Regions from separate parts of the Mus musculus genome. Here region 2 is linked to region 1. A link is a loop called in an ENCODE intact Hi-C map of the cell type or tissue named here. Cell type or tissue: left cerebral cortex. All regions are shown on one strand. Each heading gives the region's core, and the rest is flanking DNA. Links, peaks and the distances in the headings are about the cores only.

Region 1 (15,782 bases), core at 7,288-11,287:
GATTTTCAACTTAAAGGGCCAGCAAATATCTTCAACAAAATTATAGAAGAAAACTTCCCAAGCCTAAAGAAAGAGATGCCCATGAACATACAAGAAGCCTATAGAACTCCAAATAGACTGGACCAGAAAAGAAAATTCTCCCGACACATAATAATCAGAACAACAAATGCACTAAATAAAGATAGAATATTAAAAGCAGTAAGAGAGAAAGGTCAAGTAACATATAAAGGCAGGCCTATCAGAATTACACCAGACTTTTCACCACAGACTATGAAAGCCAGAAGACCTGGGCAGATGTTATACAGACACTAAGAGAACACAAATGCCAGCCCAGGCTACTATACCCAGCTAAACTCTCTATTACCATAGATGGAGAAACCAAAGTATTCCAAGACAAAACCAAATTCACACATTGTCTTTCCAAGAATCCAGCCCTTCAAAGGATAATAACAGAAAAAAAAACCAATACAAGGACGAAAATCACGCCCTAGAAAAAGCAAAAAAGTAATCCCTCAACAAACCAAAAAGAACACAGCCACAAGAACAGAATGCCAACTCTAACAACCAAAATAATAGAAGCAACAATTACTTTTCCTTAATATCTCTTAATATCAATGGACTCAATTCCCCAATAAAAAGACATAGACTAACAGACTGGCTACACAAACAGGACCCAACATTCTGCTGCTTACAGGAAACCCATCTCAGAGAAAAAGACAGACACTACCTCAGAGTGAAAGGCTGGAAAACAATTTTCCAAGGAAATGGTCTGAAGAAACAAGCTGGAGTAGCCATTCTGATATTGAATAAAATCGACTTCCAACCCAAAGTTATCAAAAAAGACAAGGAGGGACACTTCATACTCATCAAAGGTAAAATCCTCCAAGAGGAACTCTCAATTCTGAATATCTATGCTTCAAATGCAAGGGCAGCCATATTCATTAAAGACACTTTAGTAAAGCTCAAAGCACACATTGCACCTCACACAATACTAGTGGGAGACTTCAACACACCACTTTCACCAATGGACAGATCATGGAAACAGAAACTAAACAGGGACACAGTGAAACTAACAGAAGTTATGAAACAAATGGACTTAACAGATATCTACAGAACATTTTATACTAAAAAAAAAAAAAGATATATCTTCTTCTCAGCACCTCACAGGACCTTCTCCAAAACTGACCATATAATTGGTCACAAAACAGGCCTCAACAGATACAAAAATATTGAAATTGTCCCATGCATCCTATCAGATCACCATGGCCTAAGGCTGATCTTCAATAACAACATAAATAATGGAAAGCCAACATTCACGTGGAAACTGAACAACACTCTTCTCAATGATAACTTGGTCAAGGAAGGAATAAAGAAACAAAATAAAGACTTTTTAGAGTTTAATGAAAATGAAGCCACAACATACCCAAACCTATGGGACACAATGAAAGCATTTCTAAGAGGGAAACTCATAGGTCTGAGTGCCTCCAAAAAGAAACTGGAGAGAGCACACATTAGCAGCTTGACAACACATCTAAAAGCTCTAGAAAAAAAGGAAGAAAATTCACCCAAGAGGAGTAGACAGCAGGAAATAATCAAACTCAGGGGTGAAATCAACCAAGTGGAAACAAGAAGAATTATTCAAAGAATTAACCAAATCGGAGTTGATTCTTTGAGAAAATCAACAAGATAGATAAACCCTTAGCTAGACTCACTAGAGGGCACAGGGACAACATCCTAATTAACAAAATCAGAAATGAAAAGGGAGACATAACAATAGATCCTGAAGAAATCCAAAACACCATCAGATCCTTCTACAAAAGGCTATACTCAACAAAACTGGAAAACCTGGACGAAATGGACAAATTTCTAGACAGATACCAGGTACCAAAGTTAAATCAGGATCAAGTTAATGATCTAAACAGTCCCATATCCCCTAAAGAAATAGAAGCAGTCATTAATAGTCTCCCAGCCAAAAAAAAAAAAAAAAAAAAAAAAAAAAAAAAGCCCAGGAACAGATGGGTTTAGTGCAGAGTTCTACCAGACCTTCAAAGAAGAGCTAATTCCAGTTCTGCACAAACTATTCCACAAAATAGAAGTAGAAAGAACTCTACCCAACTCATTCTATGAAGCCACAATTACTCTGACACCTAAACCACAGAAAGATCCAACAAAGATAGAGAACTTCAGACCAATTTCTCTTATGAATATCGATGCAAAAATCCTCAATAAAATTCTCGCTAACCGAATCCAAGAACACATTAAAGCAATCATCCATCCTGACCAAGTAGGTTTTATTCCAGGGATGCAGGGATGGTTTAATGTACAGAAATCCATCAATGTAATCCATTATATAAACAAACTCAAAGACAAAAACCACATGATCATCTCGATAGATGCAGAGAAAGAATTTGTCAAGATCCAACACCCATTCATGATAAAAGTCTTGGAAAGATCAGGAATTCAAGGCCCAACCTAACCATGATAAAAGCAATCTACACCAAACCAGTAGCCAACATCAAAGTAAGTGGTGAGAAGCTTGAAGCAATCCCACTAAAATCAGGGACTAGACAAGGCTGTCCACTTTCTCCATACCAATTCAACATAATACTTGAAATCCTAGCCATAAGAATTCGACAACAAAAGGAGATCAAGGGAATACAAATTGGAAAAGATGAAGCCAAAATATCACTTTTTGCAGATGATATGATAGTATATATAAGTGACCCTTAAAATTCCAACAGAGAACTCCTAAACCAGATAAACAGCTTCGGTGAAGTAGCTGGATATAAAATTAACTCAAACAAGTCAATGGCCTTTCTCTACACAAAGAATAAACAGGCTGAGAAATAAATTAGGGAAACAACAGCCTTCTCAATAGTCACAAATAATATAAAATATCTTGGCGTGACTCTAACTAAGGAAGTGAAAGATCTGTATGATAAAAACTTCAAGGCTCTGAAGAAAGAAATTAAAGAAGATCTCAGAAGATGGAAAGATCTCCCATGCTCATGGATTGGCAGGATCAACATTGTAAAAATGGCTATCTTGCCAAAAGCAATCTACAGATTCAATGCAATCCCCATCAAAATTCCAATTCAATTCTTCAACAAATTTGAAAGAGCAATCTACAAATTCTTCTGGAATAACAAAAAACCTAGGATAGCAAAAATTCTTCTCAAGGATAAAAGAACCTCTGGTGTAATCACGATGCCTGACCCAAAGCTTTACTACAGAGCAATTGTGATTAAAAAAAAAAAAAAAACTGCATGGTACTGGTATAGTGACAGACAAGTAGACCAATGGAATAGAATTGAAAACCCAGAAATGAACCCACACACCTATGGTCACTTGATCTTCGACAAGGGAGCAAAACCATCCAGTGGAAGAAAGACAGCATTTTCAACAAATGGTGCTGGCACAACTGGTTGTTATTACGTAGAAGAATGTGAATCGATCCATTCCTATCTCCTTGTACTAAGGTCAAATCTAAGTGGATCAAGGAACTTCACATAAAACCAGAGACACTGAAACTTATAGAGGAGAAAGTGGGGGAAAAGCCTTGAAGATATGGGCACAGGGGAAAAATTCCTGAATAGAACAGCAATAGCTTGCGCTGTAAGGTCGAGAATTGACAAATGGGACCTCGTGAAACTGCAAAGCTTCTGCAAGGCAAAAGACACTGTCAATAAGACAAAAAGGCCACCAACAGATTGGGAAAAGATCTTTACCTATCTTAAATCAGATAGGGGACTAATATCATATATATATATAAAGAACTCAAGAAGGTGGACTCCAGAAAATCAAATAACCCCATTAAAAATGGGGCTCAGAACTGAACAAAGAATTCTCACCTGAGGAATACAGAATGTCAGAGAAGCTCCTGAAAAAATGTTCAACATCCTTAATCATCAGGGAAATGCAAATGAAAACAACCCTGAGATTCCACCTCACACCAGTCAGAATGGCTAAGATCAAAAATTCAGGTGACAGCAGATGCTGGCGAGGATGTGGAGAAAGAGGAACACTCCTCCACTGTTGGTGGGATTTCAAGCTTGTACAACCACTCTGGAAATCAGTCTGGCGGTTCCTTAGAAAATTGACATAGTACTACCGGAGGATCCAGCAATACCTCTCCTGGGCATATATCCAGAAGATGTCCCAACCGGTAAGAAGGACACATGCTCCAGTATGTTCATAGCAGCCTTATTTATAATAGCCAGAAGCTGGAAAGAACCCAGATGTCCCTCGAAAGAGGAATGGATACAGAAAATGTGGTACATTTACACAATGGAGTACTACTCAGCTATTAAAAAGAATGAATTTATGAAATTCTTAGGCAAATGGATGGACCTGGAGGGCATCATCCTGAGTGAGGTAACACATTCACAAAGGAACTCACACAATATGTACCCACTGATAAGTGGATATTAGCCCAGAAACTTAGGATGCCCAAGATATAAGATACAATTTGTTAAACGCATGAAAGTCAAGAAGAATGAAGACCAAAGTGTGGACACTGCCTCTTCTTAGAATTGGGAACAAAACACCCATGGAAGGAGTTACAGAGACAAAGTTTGGAGCTGTGACGAAAGGATGGACCATCTAGAGACTGCCATATCCAGGGATCCACCCCATAATCAGCTTCCAAATGCTGACACCATTGCATACACTAGCAAGATTTTGCTGAAAGGAATCAGATATAGCTGTGTCTTGTGAGACTATGCCGTGGCCTAGCAAACACAGAAGTGGATGCTCACAGTCAGCTATTGGATGGATCACAGGGCTCCCAATGGAGGAGCTAGAGAAAGTACCCAAGGAGCTAAAGGGATCTGCAACCCCATAGGTGGAACAACATTATGAATTAACCAGTACCCCAGAGCTCTTGACTCTAGCTGCATATGTATCAAAAGAAGGCCTAGTCGGCCATCACTGGAAAGAGAGGCCTATTGGACACACAAACTTTTTATGCCCCATTACAAGGGAACGACAGGGCCAAAAAAAAAAAATTGGAATGGGTGGGTAGGGAAGTGGGGGGGGTATGGGGTACTTTTGGGATAGCATTGGAAATGTAATTGAGGAAAATACATAATAAAAAAAATTACCAAAATAAGTCGAGCAGTGGTGACACACACCTTTAATTTCAGAACTTGGGAGGCAGAGGCAGGTGGATTTCTGAGTTCAAGGCCAGCCTGGTCTACAAAGTGAGTTCCAGCACAGTCAGGGCTATACAGAGAAACTCTATCTCGAAAACAAACAAACAAACAAACAAACATTACCAAAATAGCCTACTGAATAACAAAGCTACATTTTCTAAACTTCCCTGTCTTGGTAGTCTCTTGTCTTGGTAGTCTCTCAGAGGCAGGGGGAAGATGAGGTATTTTGAAATCTAGTTTAAGAGAGATCTTAATCAGGATTGGGGAGGGGTGATGGTTTAAGGACGTGGTTACAGAGAGCAAGGGTCTGGAGACCAGCGGCTCCATCTTGTCGGTAAGTGAACAACCTGACTAACTGAACAGGTTGGTGTTCAATCTAATGGAGTTGTTTTAGGTTGAAATACTTAATTCCAGAATAAAGAATTGTTTCCACTGCCTGTTGGGAAATTTCTCTGTTCTGGTATCTTAGTGGTGAAATGGGAAAAGAAAGCATTGCAACTCTAAACTGTAACCTGTGGGGACAGCAGCTTCAAAGTGGAGAGGTCTCCTTGCCTCTCTTCCTTCTGCTTTTGAAGGTGTGGGGAGGATGTTGCAGTTAGTTGGTTGGTCTTGTTCATTTCTTTGGTTTGTTTAAGGGGTGGCTATAGACTGAACCCAGAAGATTGAACACAGAGCACGCACTCTGCCATTGGCCTATGCCCAGAACCTGCTTTCTTTTTAATTTTCATTTTATGTATTTTTAATTTCTGCTATGGTATCTTTGCATTTTTACAGCATCCTTTTAAATGGTATTTTTCCCCCCTCAAAGCTTCCTTTCTAGGGAGGGGAGCCTGCTATATCTTCTTTTACTATCAACAGTAGATCTTAAGGTCTTTAAATGATGTTTTCTTGCCAATTGTATGCATTTCTTTTCTCTGGAGGTATTCTTTGAGTGTCTGAGGTGATCTTTAAATCATATGTTTAAGAGCAAAGACTATCATACCATATCAGCTAAGGAAGACAAAAAAGCTCTTACAGTCTGCTGTATAACACAGCACAATAAAAATGTATTGGCTCCTGGTATATAAAAGAGATCAACGGTCTTATCCCCCTGTGAATCATGTAGACAACAATAGTGAGCAACCTTCAGGCAAGATGTGGCATGGCTGTTATGGTAGTAACCAATCACTTTCTGATTCGGTTTGAGACCTGCTCCGCAGATAAGAACTCGTGTCTGATTAGATAAATTGGTGAAGATACCGTGGCTAATGGAGCCCATAGACCCTAAGAGGAACCTACGACCATTGTTTTGCTCAGTGCTCAGTTATGCTGTCAAAAAGCTCAGTTATGGTGTCAAAAATACTCACGTGTATACATATATATTAGTGTCTCACCCAGTCTTCATCAGTGATTTTTTTTACTGCGGATGGCAGTTAATGCAGAAATAGCTGGCCCAAGTGTCTACAGTAAATGACGATGGAGTTCTTAGCCCTAAATGAAAAAGCATGCCAGAGCCATTACATGCCTGACTCATTGCGGCTGTGGTTATCTGCGAAAGATCAGAGCCCTCAACATTTCATCAAGGATGGGGGAGGAGCCATGAAGCCCCTCCCATCCCCTATATTCTGATTAGTGGTTCACAGTTCTGGGGGGAGGGGTGTCAACATTCTGTGGTGTCACCACTGTTAAGTTGCTTGTTAAGTTCTATTAGGTAACCTCCTGCCCATACTCAGGCAATAATAAACTAACCGAACTTACTGGGTCACACACAGAAAGACACAAAATCAAGATGGAGACTTTCTAAGAAGAAAGGGTCCAGTGAAAAAGAGAGGCAGACGGACAGACAGACAAACAGACAGACGGATGAAAGAAAGGATAGCTGGTGGTAATAACTAAAATTCATCATGTTCACATATGAAACTGTCTCACCATAAAAGGTTTTGAACTTTGTGTGGACATTTCACCTTGAGTGATCTTAACACAATAAAATAAAACTGTGGAAAAACTCTGAGACCCACAACAGGGATGGTACAGGATAGGAGGGAGGCTGAGGCCGCCTAAGTCTGAAGAGTTCCTTAAACTTGGAGGCTTCTCCAGTTCAGGCTAATGAGTTTTCCAGTGGGGAATGTCTGAAGAGGTGAGTCTGGCTGCCTGCGGGGCAGTGGGTGTGGGGGAAAGAGGAAGTGGGAGATAACCCGTGTGCTGCCATGTGGGAAACTATGGACCCAGCCCTTGGGGGTGGACAAGGGGGCAGCCCTAGGTACCAGGTTCTCAGCCTCCAGCATCCCATGCTGGATATCACGGAATAGCCAAGAACAAATTGAGTACCTGGGGGCGGCTCGGTCAGCTCCTGGGCAGAAAGGAGGAGAGAACAGGGGGAGAGGGCAGCACTGGATGGTTCTCACACTGGCAAGAGTCCTTGGTCCAGTTCCTGGCTGGAGCACAGGAAGGCCTTCCAGCGGGAGGTTAGATGGGGCTCCTTAGGGGAAAGCCTATCCCATCGTTCAAGCATGACGGGCCTTGATGAGCAGAGACAGTCTATGGTTTTAGAGCTTTATTGTAGAAAGGCAGGGGGAAGGAGAAAAGGTAGAAAAAGAGAGGCTGGCCATGGCTAAACACTGGTCCTGGCTGCCTTGAGGATGAGGAGATTCTCATGCAGACCAAGTGATGCTATGTAACCTTGCCCTTCCCCCAAGTTATCACTTATTGGTGAATAAAGATGCCTACAGTCTATAACTGGACAGAAGACGGGCAGGGTTTGGTTCCTGGGCTTGGAGTCCAATGCAGGAGACCGCAAGAGAGTGGAGAGAAGATGGAGTAGGTGAGTCATGAAAACATGGCCATGAGGGCTACCCAATTGAAGTTAATAATTGGAACATGGCAAATTAAATAACTTGGGGTTATTGAGAGGAGAGTAGATGCTAATAGCTAAGAGGGTAGATATCTGCCCTCTAGTTCTAGCTCTAGTGCTTTAAAGGCTTATCATAAGTAAAAAAGGTTTTGTGTCTTTTATCTGGGAACTAATGGGTAGAAACTCTCAATTAATATTAAATATTTACCACAACAAATTGGAGAAAGGAGAGAAGACATCTATGTTTCATATTGACTTTCACAGAATTTTCACTGTGAATACAGCAACCCTGCCCACCACTGTGACTTGTATTTTTATCTCAGACACTTTTATCCATTCAGAGGTTTCTAGTGCCCCATCACTTGCGCTTCCCTCACTGATGGTTTACTGGTTACCATTCTGTTGGGAACTAAAAAGGGGGCCCTGGGGAAGTGGGGGAAGGGAGAAAGACCCACGCCCCTCCAGAGTTCCACCTATTCTCTGGTCAGTCAGGCATGGGAGGACTGCCATACATCTTCTGCTCATTCCTGGGTGGGCATCCTCTAGCCCATTCTTCGGGGGGTGGCTAAGGGACAGCCCTACCTGGGATTCCCAGAGCTACCTTGCTAAAGTCCCAAAGTTATAGGAGAGAGGTATGAGGGAAGAGGTTCCCAACATCTGCGAGTGTGCGCACAGTGGATCTTGATGAGAAGAGACTCTCTATGGTTTTAGAGCTTTATTATAGAAATTCAGGGGAAAAAAGAGAAGGGAGGGGGCTAGAGAGGAAGAGAGAGGGGGGAGCAGAGGAGAGGAGAGGAGAGGAGAGGAGAGGAGAGGAGAGGAGAGGAGAGGAGAGGAGAGGAGAGGAGAGGAGAGGAGAGGAGAAGACAAAGAGAGAGGAAAGAGGAGAGAGGAGTGAGAGAAGTGAGAGGTAAGAAAACAAAGGGGTGAGAGACAAGTAAGAGAGCAAGGTGGGGCTGAGCAGCCCTTTTTATGGTCTTCACTGTTGCTAGGTAACTGGGGAGGAGTTTAGCCTGAAGGTCAGAAGCTTGAGCCATTGCCTACGTGACTTCTAGCCATACTTCTCTTGTGTGTTTGGGGGTTGGGGGGAGGCAACTTAGGCAGGGGCCAGAGTTCCAGGAGCATAAGGGAACGCCTACTGTGTCACATAGGTGAATTATCACTATTTCCGGGGTTCAGACCTCAGCTCAACTGGAGGCCAGCCTGTCTGTGCAGAGCCCAATGCCCCACACCACTCCACTAAGTCAGATTCCACTCTTGCATCTGCTCCATGGCTTTCAGAAGGTGGTCGCTGTTTTCATTTTGCCCAGTGTCTTTGTCCTTGTGTGTTTGTACAGTTTGACATAATTGTCATTTTAGAGGGTGTGGGACAGGCAGCAGAAACAAAAAGATGTTCATTCAATCACATCTAACTAGGATACCTGCAACGTCTAGTTCTGTTATTTAAAATGCACTTTAAGCAAGGAAGGAGTAGATGAATAACTGACCATGATATTGAGGTGTTACATCCTGGGAAGTTTATGGGAAGAAAAGGAAGAGTCTGTCTAGGAGACGCTTCACTGAAGAGATAAACTCTTAACAAGTAAGCTTGAAGGCTTCTGTCCCTCCCTCCCTCTCCTCCCTTCAGTACTGGCACACTAGGGGGTGCTGCCTACCAAGAAGTCTCAGCGGCACCCCACTGAGCCTCTCCTGTTAGTTCTTTCAGAACCCAATGAGCTGCTTCCCAGAACTCCAGCCTTCAATTTCCCACTTGATAGCCCTGCAGGCAGAGCAAGGGGACAAACTTCATCAGTCAATGGTGTAGGCCAGTCCTCTATTCTGCTAGAAAACCTAGCTATCAGTAAGAGAGATGGATGCACTTCCAAATTGGTTACTTCTTTCGAAATCCTTTCTCAGCCCAAGGGACAGTAGCTGCCCTATTCCTCTGCTGTTCCTGTATTCTGTTACCCCTAATGGTTTTCTTCATTTTACCATAGTATAATTCTTTTTCAAACCATTTAAGATTTTTTTTATTATAAAACTTTCCAGGCAAATGCAAAAGGGGGGAGTCCAGGTGCCCAGCTCCCAGTTTCTCTCTGTGCATTAGTTTTATCCTGTCTACTCTTTCATGTCATATGGCTAGAGAATTTTAAATCAAACTCAGAGATCATGTCACATATGTCACCTCTAAATAATTCAATGTGCATCTCAAAAGAAATATGTGAATAAGCAGAGTGTGATGGCACTCAGCTGTACTCCAAGCACTTGGGAAGCCAATGCCGAAGGACCACTAGATCAACGTCAACTTTCACAATGAGACCTCATCTCAAAACAAGAAAAAGAGAACTATGCAAATAGGTTTTTTTGCATAATCACAATGCCATATCTTGTCCTTAATTCCTTAATGTCATTCAATATCCAAAATGCTAATTTCTTCTATTACCTAAGAAAAAACTGTAATTATCCTGTAGAGTCAAAATTAATAACAAAAAGTTACTCATTTAACTTAGTTACATCTCTTGAGATTCTTTTAAGTCTTGGAAGTTTTGTGCATCTCTCAGTCTAGTGCAGTATCACCCCCCCCCCCATTTTACTTCTGTTTGAATTGATTTATTGATAGAGTGAGAGTCCAACACCAAGACCCTCTTCTGGTATTAGAGATGTTACTTTATTCATCTGTTTTATCTTATACATGCAATATTTGCACTAGAGGTAAAAATAATTTTTTTAAAAAGTATTTTATGTGTATGAATATTTTGCCTGCATATATGTCTGTGCACCACAGCATGTCTGTGCTTACGATCCCCTAGGACTGGAGGTACAGAGAAGATTGTCTCCCCTCAGCCCTCCTTCATGTAACATGTGGGTGCTGGGAATCATACCTGAGTCCTCTGGAAAGGTAACAAGTGTTCTTAAACATTAAACCAACTCTCCAGACCCTTCTGATTATGATTCTCAAGATCTCCCTGGGTAGGGAGATGTCTCAGTGGATAGTGTTTGGTGTTCAAACATGAGGACCTAAGTTCAGATCCCTAGGACCCATGTAAAAGATGGGTGTGATTATGAGCATAAACAATCTAGTTTCTTCACTAGCCAGCCAGAATCCAGGGGAAAATGGGAACACTAGGTTCAGTGAGAGGTCCTTTCTAGAGGAAATGAGGCAGAGAGATTGAGCGGGACACCTGAGCTCCTTTTGCCTCTGCACATATCTAGGCATGCATAATTGTACATCCATGCACACACACACACACACACACACACACACACACACACACACAAATTCCTTCTAGGTAGTGCTGTACTTTCTATGCACCGATAATGGTACACATAATGTTAATTGTTTTAGTTCTTGTGGCTCTAAGATTGATCTTTGAAGCGAGATATGGTGGTGCATACATATAAAGGAAGATCTTGTGCTTCAGGCCAGCATGAGCTACACAGGAAACCTTGTTTCAAACAATCCAAAGCCAATTTATTTTTAACTAATTTCAGGCTTAAGGAAATGTTACAGAAACAACTTATCATTTCCTCATAGCTTTGTCTAATGCTAGCATCTTATATAAGTATCACCATCAAGAACAAGAGGTCAACCGCAGTATAATGCTATTATCTAGAGCACAAAACTTATTTGAATATTAGGATATTTCCACTTCCATTTGTTTTTGTTCTAGGAGTTTATACATTAAATTTAGTTTCATTTTGCTTCATCAAGAATATTTTTTTTTTAGTGGTAGGACAAAATACCAGACAGAAGCAACTTAAGGGAAGGGCCATTCATTTTTTACTATGCTTAATTCCCAAAGAATATTTTGTATGTTTTGAAACAATTTAATATTCAACATTAGGTATAGGATCCTCAGTTATGGATAGTATTCAATATTCATTAATGATATTTTTAGGATATGAAAAGATATGAATATAAAAGTTGAACAAATGTTTATGCATTATTTGATTCTCAAAATAATATTATTAATGTTTGGTATATAAAATACATTTAAATAATAAAAATTTATGAAAGGAAAAAAAAGAATATATTTTTAGTGGTAGGACAAAATACCAGACAGAAGTGACTTAGGGGAAGGGCCACTTGTTTTAACCAGTCTCAGGATGAGAAAAGTACAGCAGTGATCACAGCAGTGAGGACAGCCCTGTCCACTGCAGCGGGAGAGAAGGCAACTTGCTCATAACTTAGTGATTGGCCAGCGAGCTCAGGCTGAAACTGGAGCCAGATCTGATCCTCTCCTGGGCCATCTAGACCCCATGTCCAGAAGGTTCCACAACCTTCTGAAATATCACTACCAGCTAGAAACAAGTGTTTATTTAAAATAAGCCCACAGGAGACATTTCACACTCAAACCATAGGATCCTAACCCTGGGCCCCAACAGGCTCATTGCCATCTCATGGTGAAAATGCATTCAAATCCAATTCCAAAGTCTTTAAGGTCTTAAAGCTCCAACACTGTCTAGAAGCCCAAAGTCTTTTCTGAGATGCGAAGCAATCTCTTTACGTTGAGTACCTGTAAAGTCGGGAACGAAATTACGTAATTCCAACATAAAATGGCACAGAATAAACATTCCCATTCCCAAAGGAAAGAGTAGAGAAATAACAGATAACCGCCGACCAGAGACTGAAACCTAGTGTGGGAAACTCCAAACCCTGCATTGTCCACCATCCAGGACTCTGGTGACCTCATCTGGAGTCCAGTGGGTGTGGGTAGCCCTTGAACCTTGGTAAAGGCCTCCATAAAGGCTGTACCAACTCTTGTATCTCGCATGCCTAAAAACCCAGTACCACATGAACAGTAACATCAAGTTTTGCAGCTAGCACAGATCTACCCTGGCCTCTCTCACCACAACTATAGTGACCTGTGTAGTTGGTAGCCAAATCTAGGGACAAACTTTCCTCAGAAGCTGTTTTGAATTAGGAAACCCTTGCATGAATACTCTTTGTTTAAGCATTCTTTTTCACGTGAATCTCCATTTTCATACCCTAAAGCCTTTGGTTGGGTAGGCCTTTGCCCTCAGCAGGCCTTTCCTAGTGTCTCAATGCAGAGAGTAAGGCTTCTCCTTAACCCTGCTTATTCCTTTAACTACTGTGGCTCCTTTGTCGTGAGAACTTTGCTCACAACTTTAACTGGGCTCAAATATCTTTCTTGGCTAAATTTCTCTTTTTACATATTTCTGTTCTTTCTCACCATAAACTTGGCTAAAAGACAAGAGTAAAAAAGCCATCAGACTCAGACAGGAGTATAGATAAATCAGTGAAAGCTGTTCAGGGAATTAAAGTCAGGAAAGGTTAGCTGAGTCCAGAAAAGTTGTAAACAGTAATGCCAGCCAGTGGGGTCTCCAGGGAGAGAGTGAGGATTGAAAAGAAAAAGACAATTAGACAACATTATAACAGCCAGTTCTGAGGCTGAAGAGGGTTTATCCTTTTCCAGTCTGCTTTTATATCATTCTAGATACATACAAACAATATGGCCAGTCCTAAGTTATAAACAAAGTAGTCAAGAAACAAACAAAGCATAAACTGAGTAGTTAAGGAACAAAGCATAAACAAAGGTCCCATAATTACTGTATTCAGGGTCTTAACAAGACCCATCAAGATACAAAGAACACCACATTTTCTGTATCCATTCCTCTGTTGAGGGACACCTGGGTTGTTTCCAGCTTCTAGATATTATAAATAAGGCTGCTATGAACATAGTGGAACATGTATCCTTATTACATGCTGGAGCATCTTCTAGGTATATGCCCAGTAGTGGTATAGCTGGGTCCTCCAGTAGTACTATGTCCAATTTAGTGAGGAACTGCCAGACTGATTTCCAGAGGGGTGGTATCAGCTTGCAATCCCATCAGCAATGGAGGAGTGTTCCTCTTTCTCTATATCCTTGCCAACATCTGCTGGCACCTGAGTTTGTGATCTTAGCCATTCTGATTGGTGTGAGGTGGAATCTCAGGGTTGTTTTGATTTGCATTTCCCTGATGACTAAGGATATTGAACATTTCTTTAGGTGCTTCTCAATCATTTGAGTTTCCTCTGTTTAGTTTGTGTTTCCATGATCTGTTCATTGAGGAGAGTGGGTGTGTTGAAAATTCCCACTATTATTGTGTGGGGTTCAATGTGTGTTTTCAACTTTAGTAAAGTTTCTTTTATCAGTGTGGGTACCCTTGCACTTGGAGCATAGATGTGAAAAATTGAGAATTCTTCTTGGTAGATTTTTCCTTTGATGAGTATGAAGTGTCCTTCCTTATCCTTTTTGATAACTTTGAATGTCAATATCAGAATAGCTACTCCAGCTTGTTTCTTGGGACCGTTTGCTTAGAAAATTGTTTTCCAGCTCTTTACTCTGAGGTATTATCTGTCTTTGACACTCAGGTGCATTTCCTGTATGCAGCAAAATGCTGGGTCCTGTTTACATATCCAGTCTCTTAGTCTATGTCTTTTTATTGGGGAATTGAGGCCACTGATGTTAATAGATATTAAGGAATAGTGGTTGTTGCTTCCCATTATTTTTGATGTTATTTTTATGTTTGTGTGGTTATCTTCTTTGGGGTCTGTTGAAAGAAGATTACTTTCTTGCTTATTCTAGGGTATAGTTTCCCTCCTTGTGTTGGGGTTTTCCATTTATTATCCTTTGTAGGGCTGGGATTATCAAAGATAATGTGTAAATTTGGTTTTGTTATGTAATATCTTGGATTCTCCATCTATGGTAATTGAGAGTTTTGTTGGGTATTGTAGTCTGGGCTGGCATTTGTGTTCTCTTAGGGTCTGTATGAGATCTGCCCAGGATCTTCTAGTTTTCATAGTCTCTTGTGAGAAGTCTGGTATAATTCTCATAGGTCTGCCTTTATATGTTATTTGACATTTTTCCCTTACTACTTTTAATATTCTTTCTTTGTTTAGTGTGTTTGGTGTTTTTACTATTATGTGATGGGAGGAATTTTTTTCTGGTCCAATCTATTTGGAGTTCTGTAGGCTTTTTGTATGTTCATCAGCATCTCTTTCTTTAGGTTAGGGAAGTTTTCTTCTATAATTTTGTTGAAGATATTTGCTGCCCCTTTAAGTTGGAAATCTTCACTCTCTTCTATACCTATTATCTGTAGGTTTGATCTTCTCATTTTGTCCTGCATTTCCTGGATGTTTGGGATTAGGAGCCTTTTGCATTTTGCATTTTCTTTGACTGTTGTGTCAATATTTTCTGTGGTATCTTCTGCACCTGAGATTCTCTTGAAAGACCCACAACGTGAGAACCCCCATGTTCTGACTCAGGAGAGGCGACACCCCAAATCACTCATGAGAAACAGTCTTGATGTAAACAGCAAGAGTATTTTTATTTCAAGAGCCCCTGGGCCCACAGTCGTGCAGCCTGTGCACCCCACAGGGATAGAGGACTGTGGTGCCCCGAGTAGCTGGGAGAGGGGGTATTTAAAGGAAGAAACCACAAAGAAAGGGGAAGCTGAGTAAGTACCATAAGAATGGGGATGATTCAACCCTATAGGTGGAACAACAATATGAACTAACCAGTACCCCCGGAGCTCGTGTCTCTAGCTGCATATGTATCAAAAGATGGCCTAGTCAGCCATCACTGGAAAGAGAAGCCCATTGGACTTGCAAACTTTATATGCCCCAGTACAGGGGAATGCCAGGGCCAAAAAGTGGGAGTGGGTGGGTAGGGGAGTGGGGGGGAGGGTCTGGGGGACTTTTGGAATAGCATTTGAAATGTAAATGAAGAAAATACCTAATTAAAAAATAAAAAATAAAAAATAATAAATGGTGCTGGACTAACTGGCTATCTGTATGTAGAAAAATGAAAATAGAT
Region 2 (14,107 bases), core at 364-4,363, 250 kb after region 1:
AATCAAGACTAGGGAGATGGGCTTGGAGAGCAAAAAGCAAGAGACTCACTCTCTCGGAAGGCCTCTAGTTCATTCAATAGATGACTGACCAACACGCGCTGTGTACAGACCTGGCCTCGGCTCTGGAGCCAGTGAAGAAGAGAACAAAGCCAACCTTGCCCTTGTGAACTTTAGTTTCTGAGAACCTGGACACCCTTGCTTCGGCCCAGCTCCCCACAGAGGCTGCTCCATTGCAGGAGTCCAGCTTGGGAAGAAGTAGCTGAGGAACCCAGCTGAGGTCTCAGGTCTGCTCTTCGTCCTCTGTGGGATCTGAGGTAAACCATTTATCTGATCCAACCATTTCATCCTCTCCTAGCCACGGTGGGGAACGTGCCTGAACTGTTCACTCCACAGCATGATCAGAGGCTAACAGGAGGCTGAGGTTGAATTCAAGCCAAGAAGACTGACAGGTGTGATGCAAATTGGGCAGAGGCTGAAGCAGGATCCTGCAAGGAACCTCAAGTGGAGTACCACACCAGCCGTTCCTGCTTCAGCCCTGCCTTCCAGAGGCCAACAAACCATGTGGGACCACAGGTAAACAGAGGCAGCAGGCAACTCATGCCAGGACTCCTCTGACAAAATGTCATCCTGAAGACATCCTAAAGACAACCTGAAGATTGGAGGCGGGGTGCTGAAAGTCACATGCTCAGATAAAGCCCCATCTTCAGCCTGGGCTTCTAAATGTGCTATCTAGTTGAAGGTGAGAACCCACAGGTGACTCACAACTCCCCAAATCTCCTACTAAACAAGTGCAAAATCCCAGACCCTGCCCAGCCCCCAACTCATTATTCCATCTATCTAGAGGTTCTTTGGAGTGTGGCCTTTGGTAATAATTGAGGAGCCGGGCACTGGAGATCTGAAGGTGGTGTGTTGGGTATGGTAGAGTGGCAGGCCATAGTTGAGTTCCCCTAATCCAAACAGTTTGACCTCCTTCCCCTTCCAGTCAAGTCTTCAGGAGCCTGGACTCCAAATGTAGATCCATCCCTAACAACCTGTAGGCTTTCAGGCCAAATTGTTGGGGACAAATTAGAAAAGAGAGTAGCCATGCTAATAACGTCTCTGTGGGTAGGTAACCCTTAACAGTTTACACAGCCACTTGGGTGTGGTAACTTCCCAAACAATCTGGAAATGAAGGCACAACTCCAGGGCAATGAGGCCCCAGGCAGCGGCAGATCTGGGAGAGTACACGCCTGTCTGGTTCTTGTCCACATGGCCATTTTTCCAAATCAGAGTCTTAGAATCATGACTCTGTTGGCCCCGAGGTGGGAAGGAGAGCGAAATGAGTTAAAGCCACAGAGATTCCATCCTGAAGACCCAGGGAGTAACTGTATACTGAAGAACCAACAAAGTCTCTCCTTGGCATAATGTGATGGTGCCAAGAAACCCTCTAGGCCCAAACAAACTAGGTCATTCAACATTATCAGGACCAGATGACCCTAGTTTTTCAAAGTCAGTGTGCTGAGCTCAGGCCTTAGCAAGGTTCCTTTTAGCCTCGGGGAAAGATTGGAGGCACACGAGGCTACAATTCCTGTTCCGCAGAAAAGGAGGACCACCGGTACCCCTTTCCTCCGCTGTCCCCACCCCTAGAGCCCTCTCTCTCGGAGCACCCACTTTCGTGGGCCAGGAGAAATGTTCAAGGATCTGACCTTAGCTTCTGGTCGCCCCAGCCTGGGACTGCGGATAGGCTCCTGGATGACTCCGGGTTCGCTGTAGCCCGCTCCTCCGTTCTGGCAGCTTCTCCAGCTCTGAGTCGGGGCGGGCGGGGCTGGGGGTGAAGAGCGGACAGCGCGTCCCAGCTCTGGGGCGGGGCACAGTAGGGCGGAATAGAAGCTAGCGCGGGGACCCGCGTGAAAGGGGACCGGAGCATGAAAGGTGAGACCTTGTAGGATGCAGGGCTCCTGGGTGCCGAGGGTTCAGGCACGTTGGCCGTTTGGGAGGCGGGAAGGGCAAGTCTCTCTCCCCAAGTTCCAACTCTTGGGGGCTGAGGAAGAGGGTGGAAGATAAACAGGGTGTGGGGCAGGAGAGCTGTTCCCAAATTCTCCCCACACAGTCGGGGGCCAGGGCTCTAAAACAAAATCTCCCAACATTAACCTACAGATCAGACCTGTCGCCAAAGCAAGGTATCCATCTGTCCCCAAAACCTGTAAGTCTAGATAACCAGGTTTCCTGGTGGAACCTCCCAGGTCTCACCGTCCTGTGAGCCTCGTTTGTGTTACAGCTGCCCGAGGTGCTGGCATGGGTAGGAATCGGGGATCTTAGGGGTTGGGTGCAGAGGGCACAGTGCTGGGGCGCTGTCCTAGCACGCCAGTCTGTCCCTGGTTCGGTTCGAGGGCGGAGTGCCAAGTACGAGAAAGTTGACAATGACTTGAAATGGAAGGCGGAGAAGACACCAGGCTGGGTTTATGGGAGTCACAACCTGGTCCGCAATTGACTTAGAAGAATGGGGAATTGGAAGGGATTCTGCCTGAACAAAGTGCATGGTTTTGGCGACAGGACGTCCACGTCTGGACCCGGTTCCTGCCCTATCCCCACGACCAGGAGCGTTGTGAGTGAGTGCCCAAAGACGAGCAGCGCCAGGTGCCATGCGCACAGTATCTGAAAGAGAGGAAGGTAGGGAACCATGGATCGGGTGGGCTCAGAGGTATGAGATCAGACCTTGAAGTGCTGTTCCGGTACCGACCTCCAGGGGCGCACTTCTTGAGTCTACACAGACCAATTCAGATCAAGGGGGGATTTGTGAAGGAAAAGTTTGAAAAAAAAAAAAATTTAAGCACGGCGAACTCCTTAAGGTTATGAGAGTCACAAGATTTGTCAATACTGAATCTTTATTTCTCTTAACTGGAGTCTGGGTAGATTGGATTGCTCAGTTCCCTATCCTCCACCACCCATCACTACCCGCCCCCCCCCCACACACACGCCCAACCTCTTCTCCCCCAATTCACACCCCCGCTTTCCCCCCACCCCCAGCACACACACACCTCTAACTTCCTTAGGAAGGAGGATTAGGTTAGGCGGTCCTGAAAAAGACTTCCTTTAGCCAGGCAAGGCTGTAAACCTTTAATGGGCTTTACTTCAATCAGAGAAATAAACTATCATATTTCGGTAGCCGTGTCTCACCTATCAGAGTGCTTGACAATATTAGACTGTCACCTAAACTACCCTTATAGAAAGCGAGCAGTCCTTACTTTGCAGGTTCTGTAGATGGGGGCGGGGGCAGAGGAAGGCTTTAGGAAAAAAAATCTTGTCAAGCTTCGAGAGAGGTTCCAGATCCGATCTTCTTCAAGACTGTTAACTCTATCTCTACCCTCTGGTCCTATAAACACTGGAAATTCATTTCGTCTTGTGATAGGTAAGGGCTAGGTAACTAAATCTAAAATACTTCTAAACACGGGGGAAAGTACTTAAAGGCTGCCCCCCCCCAGCCAAGTGAGAAAATAGAACCCCAAAGTGAAGGAATTGGCCAGCCTCAGTGAGAAAGTGCCCAACTCATAGCAGGAGCCCCAATGAAAACCTCTAGGTGTCCGTGTTACTGGGCACTACAAAGAGTGGGTGCTCCTTTCTCGTGACTGTGCTTTTAAAGTTGTAGGTGTGGGTTTGATTGTCCAATGGCTGCTTATGTTCATCAGTATAAAATGCATGTGTATCCCAGTCATGGTGGTGAGCTAAGGGACCAAGGGATAAAATTAATATTGATGTGAGATTGTGCTATTTGAACCAATTCTACAGTTAGGCTTCACTTGTCAAGCCTGAGAGAGGAAGACGGTCCCAAGAGAAATACAGGCTTTGTTGGCAAAGCAGAGCTCTGTTGATGAAGCCCTGTTAGCATAATAATGAAACCAAATTAGGATCAGCCCAGAAATTCAGCTTTACCAAGCCAGGCAGCATAGAGTAAGGAATAGCTAAGTAGTGAAAAGTGAAATGGGAGAGTGGAAGAGAGCAAGAGAGCAAGGGACCAAGCAAGGCAAATCGGATTCAGCAACCATCACTTGCTCTAATCATCCTTAATATTTGGGAGAATTGCAAATAAGTTAACAATGTCCATTCTGTACTTGAGATACAGAAAAGCCTTTTGTTAGTGTTTCTTTGACGCATCATGTTAATAGAGATGAGCCATGCTCACAAAACTTTTATAACCTCTCATTAAAATAAGCACAGGAATACTAAGAATACGTGATCCTGACCAAGATGCCTTAAGTTAGTTAATATCTGCTTATGCTGCAAATATCCATTGTTGGAATTCACATATAATATATAATAGTATATAATATGGGCTCTTCTTTCACTTTTCCACACACATTTGGTGTGTGTGTGTGTGTGTGTGTGTGTGCACGCACGTGTATGAACGCATCCTATGGCATGAGTAAGGATGTCAGAAAACAACTGTTAGGAATCAGTTCTCTCCATCCTGCCATGTGACTTCTAAGGATCAAACTCAGAATTTCAGGCTTGGCAGCGAGCACCTCCACCACTGAGCCACCTCACTGGGCTTGAATGAGTTCCTTCTATGAACAATCTATGCTCTATCTAATACATGTCTTCTTTCTTCCTCTCCTTCCCCTCTCCTCCCCTTTCTTCTCCTCTTCTTCCTCCCCCTCCCACTCCTCGTCCTCCTCCTCCTTCTTCTAGCCTTGAATCACCTGCAACTTGCTATGTAGATCAAGCTGGCCTACAACTCAAAAAGTTCTGCTTGCCTTTGCCTCGAAGGTGCTGGTTTTAAAGAATGTATCACCATGCCCCTATCTAAACTCAGATCTAAGGCATTCTTCCTATATAGACTTCCTTAGAAATATAATGGTTTCAGTTTGGGTGTCATAAATAAAAATTCACTATAACAACAACAACAACAACAAACCCTTATGTTTTATAATAAATGTCACCAGGCCAGCGGAACAGCTCATTCAGGGAAGGCACTTGCTGCCCATGCCTGACAACCTGGGTTCAATCGAGCCTAAGAACCCACATAAAGATGAGAGGAGAGAATCTGTTCCATAAAGATGTCCTCTCACTTCCACGTAGATGCCATGGGAAGTACGCGCGCACACACACACACTCATACATGCACAGAATAGCTTCTTTTTAATTAAAAAATTATTCCTAGTGGTGGTGGCACACGCCTTTGATCCCAGCACTTGGGAGGCAGAGGCAGGCAGATCTCTGAGTTCAAGGCCAGCCTGGTCTACAGAATGAGTTCCAGGACAGCCAGGGATACACAGAGAAACCCTGTCTCGAAAAAACAAACAAAAAATTATGTGTGTGTTTTCCAGGCATGTATGCCAGTGTACCAAGTACATGACTGTTTCTTGCAGAGGCCAGGAGGAATCATTAGATCCCCTGGAACTGGAGTTACAGACAGATGCCAGCCACCATGTGGTTGTTGGGAATTGAACCCAGGTCCTCTACAAGAACAACAAATGCTCTTAATTACCCCTAAGCCTTCTTTCTAGCCCCTCAAAGTAACAGACATTTAGCTGTACATTTTCAGCTAAGTTTAAGAGTGTGCTTCATGTTCAACTGAATATAAACATTTAGGTTTGTGTGTTTATATTTCTTAGAGACTCTAGCTATTAGAAGAGGCTTTCTAGACAGTTCTTTGAGATTACAAAATGTAGGTCAGGTTCCTCAGATCCCTTCTTGGGCTGATTTTAGCCTTGAATCGGCAGTGCTCTGCTAATGTGAATAGAAGTGTAGTAATGAAGAGCATAGCTCCCTCTTGTGTGAAGACTCAGAAAGAGACACCTGCGGAAAGAGCTCATTTATATTCATTAATCTGATCCAGAGTTTGATTAGAATATGCTACATGCAGATGATACAAAGATGGGGAGATTAAATCTCTGCCCTCAAGGACACTCTGTCTAAAAGGGAGATAAATGTTCAAAGACATGGAGTACAGTAACGATTGTGATTATGGAGACATGTTTCAAACACAATTGGAATAATAGAGTAGGAAACCGTCCCACTGGCCCAGTGGCATTGGAGGTAACTTCATACAGAAGGTAAAATGGACTGAGGCTTGAAGTGAGAAAGGGCATTTGCCAAGGCTAGACCATTCCAGGTAGAGAAGGACATAGCCTATACAAAGGCAAGAAGCTGGAAAAAGCATGTCAGTCGTGGAGCAGGGAAGAAGGGTCATTACTCACAAAGCACCTTCTATGTGATAGGAAGAAAATACCCAGGATGGAGAAGGGAGAGAAGAAGAATTAGAAAAAGTATTCTTGCGCAAGGCAATAGGAGAGAATGGAGCTAAAGTAGGAAGAGGCAGTAGAGAAGGCAGCCAATGGATAATTTCAAGGAATACATGGGACTAAGGTGTGTGCAAGATGATCCTCGTTCTGGCATCTTTGATTAATAGGTGGATATGATGCTAAAAAGGAAAGAAAAAAAAAAGAGTAGCAGAGAATTCCATTTGGAGCCTGCTAACTCTGAGGCATCAAAGAACTTCCAAGTGGCAAGAGCCTTGAGGCAGTTGGTCATTTTGAGTTTGGAGCTCAGGGGACATCTGAGAACTATATATAAGCCATGGGAATAGATGAAATTACCTAAGAATTATTTTTGTTTTCTGAGAGCAGGTTTTTGCATATAGCTCAGGCTAGCCTGGAACTCTCAGTCCTCTTGCTCCACCTCTTCAGTGATGGGATTACAGAGGCGCACCTGTAATGTGCACCACGCATGGCTATCCAGGGAAACCTTGATGACACCAAAGGAAGAGAATCAAGATAGAATCATGAGCAACACAGATGTTTAGTAGAGAGGAAGAAGGAGGAAGAGCCTACACAGGGTGGCCAATGGTAGGAGACCCAGGGAAACATGGTACTGTGGAGCCAAAGAGCAAGTTTCAGGAGACACAATGTGTTCTGCAGTGTCAAATACCACAAATTTAAAAGATTTTTTTCTTAAGTGAGAATTTCCCTTCAGGGAATTTAGTGAGGTGATGCTAAAGACAAGATTCGGCAAAGGTAGGTTACAGTGGTCAAGGAGACAAGAGATAGATGGAAACACCAACACAGATTAGTGTGTCAAAAACCCTGGCCATGAAAAGGAGAGAGCTGGACCAATCAGTGAGAGTGTGAAGATCAAGAAAGTCTCTCTCTCTCTCTCTCTCTCTCTCTCTCTCTCTCTCTCTCTCTCTCTCTCTCTCTCTCTGTGTGTGTGTGTGTGTGTGTGTGTGTATGTGTGTGTGTGTGTGTGTGTGTGTGTGAGACTTTAGTTGGGAGAAACTTGAATTTATCTTTGAGAAAACGGTGGAGAATGGAGTGCTGTGAGGACATTAGGGTTGGCTGACAGTGAGGTAGTTGTAGAGAAGGCAGTGGTAGAAGAGCCCAAGAGGAACTGCGGAGCTGGAGAAAAGATGGGTATTTCTCTAGGATGGACGAGTCTAACAGTTAAGAAGAAAGCTTAAGTTTTGTATTAAAAACGGAGGCTGTGGTTGTACGACTTGCCCAAAAGACAGGATTAAAAGCTAAGCTGTAAATCTCCCAGTCTCTGCCTGATAGCTTAGCACTGCCTGTTTGTTTCCAGTAGTATTCTTTGCACTTCCACACCCAATTTCGTTTCAGAAAGACCCTGAGAAGCAATTATTATTTCTGTTTTTCAGTAAAACTCAAAAGAAGTGAAATTCCAAAAGACAGAAGCAGAATTCAAGCTCTGGAGCTGCGTGAGTCCAAAGCTGCTGCTTTGCCTTCCCACTTAGCAAGACTCCCCCTGCTCAGAGGTGCCCTCTGGGCCCCCCAAGACACACCTAGAAGAGTGACAGGAACTGAGTCTGTGGGTCACTGCAACAGTGATTCTAGGGTTCTTCATTCACCCCTGATTTTGATATCTCTAAAGTTGGGGTGCATCTTACCATCAATGGCTGTGACAGTTAATTGGCAGTACTTTCTACATGATCTGTGAAATAATAAGGTGTCTTGCAATTAATACTGTCTAAACACTGGTGAAATGGCCAGGTGTCATTTTATTACCATCCTATGTATAAAGGGACAGACAAGAGTCAAACAAGAAAAGGGAAGAAAAGAATTATGTTGATGATACATTTAATAGTAGAACATCTGGTCCCACCACTGTGCCTCATGGAGGGCGCTTATTCAAGTTTTTCCGGAATCACCAGTCCTGTAGCCAGGGTGCTTGAGCAGCGGGGCAGTGCTGGGTCTAAGGATCAGCCCCACGTTGATGTAGTAAAACTGTACACTTAGCCGCTTTTTGGCTCTTGTTGCTTTGGAGACCGAAAAAGAAAGGCAATCTTTTCATAATCTGTACCATCTCCTTCCCGTATGGCTTTGTTTGATAGTAAATATAGTTCTTTTTATGTTCTGTGATCTGCCTGTGCTCGAGCCTGGAGGAAATAAAGGAGAGTTCTTTTTCTTCAGCTATTCCCAGAAGAAACGGAAAAGCCCCAAGGATAACAATGGAGCTGAGTTAGAGGGTTGAGCGGTTGGTTAGGAAGGGAACGAAGGGCAACGGGAGACTGACTGCCAAGACCCTAAGTCTGTCACAGCCAAAAGACAGGAGACATAGGGCTGAAAGGCAGTAGAGAGGCAGGAAAGGCAATGAAGATCAAAAGGTGCCAACAAAACGGGCTTCAGAGACCACAGACCTGGGGTGGTTTATTCTTTGATGCATCCCCAGCCCCCGTGGTAGTGTTTGGTACACAGAGGGCTCTCAATGAATGCCTCTCCTTGCAGCATCAACACCCCCTTCCCCCAGCGTACCCCAACCAAAATGGCTGCTCTTGGACACACACTGCCCTTCTACACTGGCACCAAGCCAACCTTTCCAATGGACACTACTCTGGCTGTCATTATCACCATCTTCCTGACTGCACTGGTCACCTTCATCATTATCCTGCCTGGCATCCGTGGGAAGACGGTAAGAAAAAAGCCCCAGCCCTGAAGACTCCAGCCTGAGAGAGACTTTGTCTTCAAGAGTGAGGGGTACAGACTCTGTCTAGATAGAAGCAGACCTGAGGAAGGAACTCCAGCCACAACCCTGCACATCCCAAGTGCAGACTTCCTCAGTCACCCAACCAACCGGCTGAGCATGCTTGTGTGTCAGACACTCTGATTGTAATTGGCCAAATAGGCTCAGGGGTAGAACTCCCACCCCTCCCCATCATAGAAAGGGGAAGGGCAATCTTGGAAGAAGGGCTATGCTTACTAAACCCACCCTCTCTGACTCAGAGGCTGTTCTGGCTGCTTCGGGTGGTGACCAGCTTATTCATCGGGGCTGTGATCCTGGGTAAGTGCCAAATGCCACAGACTTGGGCAGCTGCCTCTGTCTTGTGAAGTTCTCTTTGTGGCCTGCCTGGCTTCTTTCTGTCTCTCTGTAGTGGGGACTGATTCGGGGTGTGATCCAGCCCACACACACCTCTCTAACCTTGGTTTTAGCCCCTTACTCTTACCCTTGCCCTGAGAGGTGTGAGCCAGGGAAACTGCAGGATGCATCCTTGAAATCTTCCTAACATCATTTTATTTGGGTCATAATGAATCTGTAGGCAGGAGGACTTTGCTGGGGGAGTTGCTTGTTTGGTTTCAGTGATTAGGAAAAACAGACTTAAAAAAAATTGATGTTGTCTGTGTTTGCCCATCATGGTGTATCTCACTGCTTCCTTACGCAGCGTCACCGCTGTCCCTAAATGGACTTGGAAAGGGGGTAAGCCGAGTGCGAACATGGAAAGTTTTACATCCTGACCCTTCGCCTCATCCCACAATAGTGGTTGACAGACTTAGTAGGCGTCAGACATGGGCTAGCGAGTGGGTATACAATTACAACAAGTTCAGGCATGGAGGCCTTGTGGTTCTCCCTTCTGACTAACCCAGTAATGCTCAGACCTTGCTGAGTTGCAACTCCTCAACCCCAGCTGTGAACTTCAGTTCTGAGTGGTCTGTGGGCCATGTCAACGCCAACACAACGTACAAAGCCTTCAGTCCCAAGTGGGTCAGTGTGGACGTGGGACTGCAGATCGGGCTCGGCGGCGTCAACATCACCCTCACAGGTGAGGCGCTTACTTGGGAGGGAGGGGAGGCTCTGCTCTGTGTCTTTGAGACATATTGATGTGTTTTGTGGGGGGCACAGAACTACAGTTTGCCCAGCACTGGAGCTGGGAGGAAGTGTGGGTGTTGGGGGAATGGCAGGAGATGAAATTCAGAACTGTCTTCTCTGTCAGCTGCTGGCTCTTGGCCTTCTGCCTGGTGTGAATGAACCCCTACCCAAGGTGAATGCCTCAGTGCATTCCTTGGGTTGCTCCTAAGCACAGCTGCCCTGTTCCTCAGGCACCCCAGTGCAGCAGCTGAATGAAACCATCAACTACAATGAGGCATTCGCATGGCGCCTGGGCAGGAGCTATGCAGAGGAGTATGCAAAGGCCCTGGAGAAGGGCCTTCCAGACCCAGTGCTATACCTGGCTGAGAAGTTCACCCCTCGAAGCCCATGTGGCCTGTACAACCAGTACCGCCTGGCAGGACACTATGCCTCTGCCATGCTGTGGTAAGTGTGGATACAGGGTGAGACAGGCCCTACTTTCTTAAACTCGAGGAAAATCCTGAGTGGAAGGAGCTGCCCTTAGTAACTTTAGATCTTGGTTGGAAAACCCACAGGCAAGATTTCTCCTTCATACATTTGGGACATCTTCTGCCTAGGTCCTGAAGTCCTCTCTAGCAGGTTAGTGGTGCCTGGGCCAGCCCTCATTGCATCTTGGCTTTCTAGGGTGGCATTCCTCTGCTGGCTACTGGCCAATGTGATGTTGTCGATGCCAGTGCTGGTTTATGGTGGCCACATGCTGCTGGCCACTGGTCTCTTCCAGCTGTTGGCCCTGTTCTTCTTCTCCATGACCACGTCACTCATATCGCCCTGTCCCCTGCGCTTGGGCACTGCTGTGCTGCACACTCACCATGGGCCCGCTTTCTGGATCACGTTAGCCACAGGTGAGAGCCTTCCCTAGAAATAAGGACTCAGGATGAAGGTGAGGGACTGTCATGTGGTGGGATGGGGGGTCTGTTTCTAGAGGTCAGGATGTCAGTGCCTTTTTAGAGCCCCATTCTTCTTAACGCCCTCATTTTGTCAGCTTTCTCTCTCCTCATTATGCTCACTTTCCTGCCACATCCATTGTCCCCTAACTCTCTTTATGCAAGTCCTCCAGCTCTTCCTGTTGTGTGTCCCTCCTGTGTCCCCTAACCACACTTTCATGTCTCTTCCTAGAGGCCATGCCTGTCTTCACCTCATACTACCCCAAATGCCCTAAACCAACCTGTCTCACTGTTTCACTCTTCTACCAGGCTCTGTGTGCTCCCCCATGTTGTCTTGGTGTCTCCTTCCATTCTCATCTGTCCCTACTTCCAGTCTGTCTTCTCTCTCTTCCTCTTGCTCAGTTTGGAGAATGAAAATTAAGGACACTAGATCCATGTCTGCAATATAGAACCCTGGGACAGTAAGTCATCTTTATGAATTCCAGTTACTCTAAAGCAGCAGCCCAGACATAGCTTAAAGTTCTCCTGCTCTTAGAAGATCTTGGGAGGACTTACTAAACTAAAGCAAGACACATGTTGCCACAGGACTGCTGTGTATTCTGCTTGGCCTGGTCATGGCAGTGGCCCACAGGATGCAGCCTCACAGACTGAAGGCTTTCTTCAACCAGAGTTCAGAGGACCCAGTGCTGGAGTGGGGCTCTGAAGAAGGAGGACTCTTGAGCCCCCACTACCGGTCCATAGCTGAGAGTCCTGAGACCCAGGACATTCCCATGTCAGTGGCTTCCTCTGAGACATGTTTTAAGGAGGAACACCCCAAAGAGTCCGACTGTTCCCTGTAAAGCTCTTCTCCTGGTAGCCACTGAGTTTCCAGACTGCCTCCAGACATTATTGGAGCCCCACAAAACCAGCAGAACTGTCCAGGAAGTGGGTTTCAGTTGTATCATGTTCAGTTGTAATATGTATCCAACTTGTTGATGTAACAGAATAATATACACAGCCTACTAATGCAAAAAAATAAATGAACAAAAGTGCTAAGGCTCTGAAGAGATGTCAGACATGCCCAGAAACCGTTGTCGTGGTGACAGCACAGGGGTGGCTATGTCTGCACAGCATCAACCTTCTTGAAAGCTTTGCCTCGTCAAGGTGCCAACCTTCCACTCATAACAAATACATTGGGCATCCTCAGCATCCATCTCTTGCCTTTGGGGGGTCTGAGCCCCTTTCTTTCTTTTTCCAATTTTCACAGCTTTTGTGACCTCTGGGTCCACATTAGCTGGAGAACAAACATCGTGTTCCAGTTTTAACATTAACAGGCTATGTGCCACACTCTTTTTGACCTTTAGTCCCGAAATATGCTACGTAAGCTTATAGAACTCGAGAGGAAAAAAAAACTGTTTAAAAAAAAGTCCCAGGGTAGGTATAATGTGTATAAGTACTTTGCCTGATTGTATGTCTGTGAACCACTTGCACGCAGTGCCTGCAGAGGCCAGGAGGGGGCATTGCAGACATGCCCTGGAACTGGAGTTACAGGAACTGGCCATGTGGGTACAAAGACCTCAATACCAATACCTGAAAGGGCAGCTAGTGTTCTACCACTGAACCATCTCTCCAGACCCCAGGATTTATATTTTTATGCCTTGTTGACCTCTCTCTTAGCTCTCAAATACAAACATAAAAGAAGACAACCTGAAAGAATTTGCGAATGAACGCCAAAATCCTAATCTTCCCCAATACATTCAGTGTGGCTAGTAGAGATTTGGGTAGAACGTAACCCACCACCCGTTGGAGGAGATGCCTGCCAGTTCCTCTCAGATCTCACTAGAGGGCGCACCTCCCCCAGAGCCCTACTGTGTTTCTCAGGCTTCTCAGCACCTGAATGTACATACAGTACTAGGCTCTTACTAGCCTAGAGGAGTTTCTCAAGGTTGTAGCTCCAAATGGCCAAGAGAAGCCAAGGAAATTGATGGGCATGGGAATTTTGAAGAAAAAAAAAGAAACAAAAAAGTTTATTTACAGTTCTCCTGAGAAATCCATTCTCTAGAGCAAAGGCACATGGGGTGCCCCCTTGTCGTCCCGCAGGGACAAGCAGTTCTCCAGACTAAGCTATGCTCCTGGCACGCGCTCTTAACACAGTCTTCAGGTCTATGGGGTCCCAAAGAGGGGTAGAAATCCGGAGTCAGTTATTTTCACAGGAGAGTGGTAATATTTAAGTCTGGACTCTTCAACTGTTCGTGTTGCGGGTTGTTGAGGGTGAGAGGTGAGTTTCCTTTAGCCTGGTTGCTACAGTCTTTGACACTTAGATCCAGAAAGGAGCGAAGGGCGCTGGGCCGAGTATAGTGGAGAATCACCACCGCCCCTCCGAGGAGGAGGCTCAGGATGCCTGCACCGGAGGGAGGAAAGACAGAGGGACTCAGGGATGCAGGCTCTCATTGCCAGGATTTGGAGCCCATCCCTGGAATTTCCTACACGCACAACCCTCAGAAAGAACTGACATGTATTTCACGATGCACGAGTTTTCATGCAAACCCGGGCAAGATACTGAACCCTTCTGAGCTAGCTCTTCTCAACCGTAAAATAACAGTGTCGGCCCACCTTCTGCCTGCTACGGAGACGAACATATTAAATAAGAGAACCCATTCTCTAAACCGGAGAGCGTCCATCCCATACACACCCCGGTCACCACCAGGTAAGCATCCGTCGGTACTCACCGGTGGCCAGCGTGAGCCAAAAGGAGGCGCCGTAGTAAGGCGTGAGGACGGCGGAGCCCAGGCGGAAGTGGCAGAGCGGCACGCTGGAAATCGAGGCGAAGGCGAAGACACCGAAGAGCGTGAAGGCACCGGTGGTGAGCAAAGCCAGGCCTCCGTAGAGTGGGGCGGGCATGGAGAGCAGCGCATTGGCGATGATCCAGAAGCAGAATGCCACCCTGCGAGGGACCAAGGCAGCGCTCCATGAGCGGGAGTTCCCTGACCAGGACTGCTGGCGGTGTAGAGGAACCGTCCCCAACCCCCACCCCGGGAGAGCTGGGTCCTGAGCCTCCCCTCCCAGCCCCTCGGCCTCCCCCCTCCTATAGCTGGGACGTGAATTCCCATGGGTTTTGTAGATTGCCAGCC

Evidence for each region. Hi-C counts contacts between places; a loop is a spot of excess contacts. Peaks named below come from ENCODE experiments on the same cell type or tissue, not always from the same donor. Only the 100,000 strongest peaks of a DNase experiment are listed, where the experiment ranks them.
Region 2: it touches region 1 in a loop (3-fold over the local background); 4 of 42 quality-filtered maps call a loop at or near these places.

What each region holds. Positions count from the first base shown.
Region 1 is chr2:122,552,370-122,568,151 of GRCm38, reverse strand. No RefSeq gene overlaps it. Among named protein-coding and RNA genes, the nearest start is that of Gm34325, 9.4 kb to the left of the region's middle. In left cerebral cortex, for the core only: a CTCF peak has its summit at 9,623 (motif pointing right); a DNase peak (open chromatin) is centred at 9,637.
Region 2 is chr2:122,301,474-122,315,580 of GRCm38, reverse strand. It overlaps Duoxa1 (dual oxidase maturation factor 1), which reads left to right and starts at 1,851. Exons shown (of 10, transcript NM_001305262.1): 1 at 1,851-1,911; 2 at 2,137-2,182; 3 at 2,533-2,649; 4 at 7,631-7,690; 5 at 8,718-8,901; 6 at 9,213-9,270; 7 at 9,893-10,027; 8 at 10,305-10,518; 9 at 10,738-10,955; 10 at 11,583-12,032. The coding sequence starts at 8,755. The coding sequence ends at 11,836. It overlaps Duoxa2 (dual oxidase maturation factor 2), which reads right to left. Exons shown (of 6, transcript NM_025777.2): 5 at 13,706-13,920; 6 at 12,696-13,377. The coding sequence ends at 13,184. It also overlaps a transcript of Duox1 not described here. In left cerebral cortex, for the core only: a CTCF peak has its summit at 2,719; a DNase peak (open chromatin) is centred at 2,683.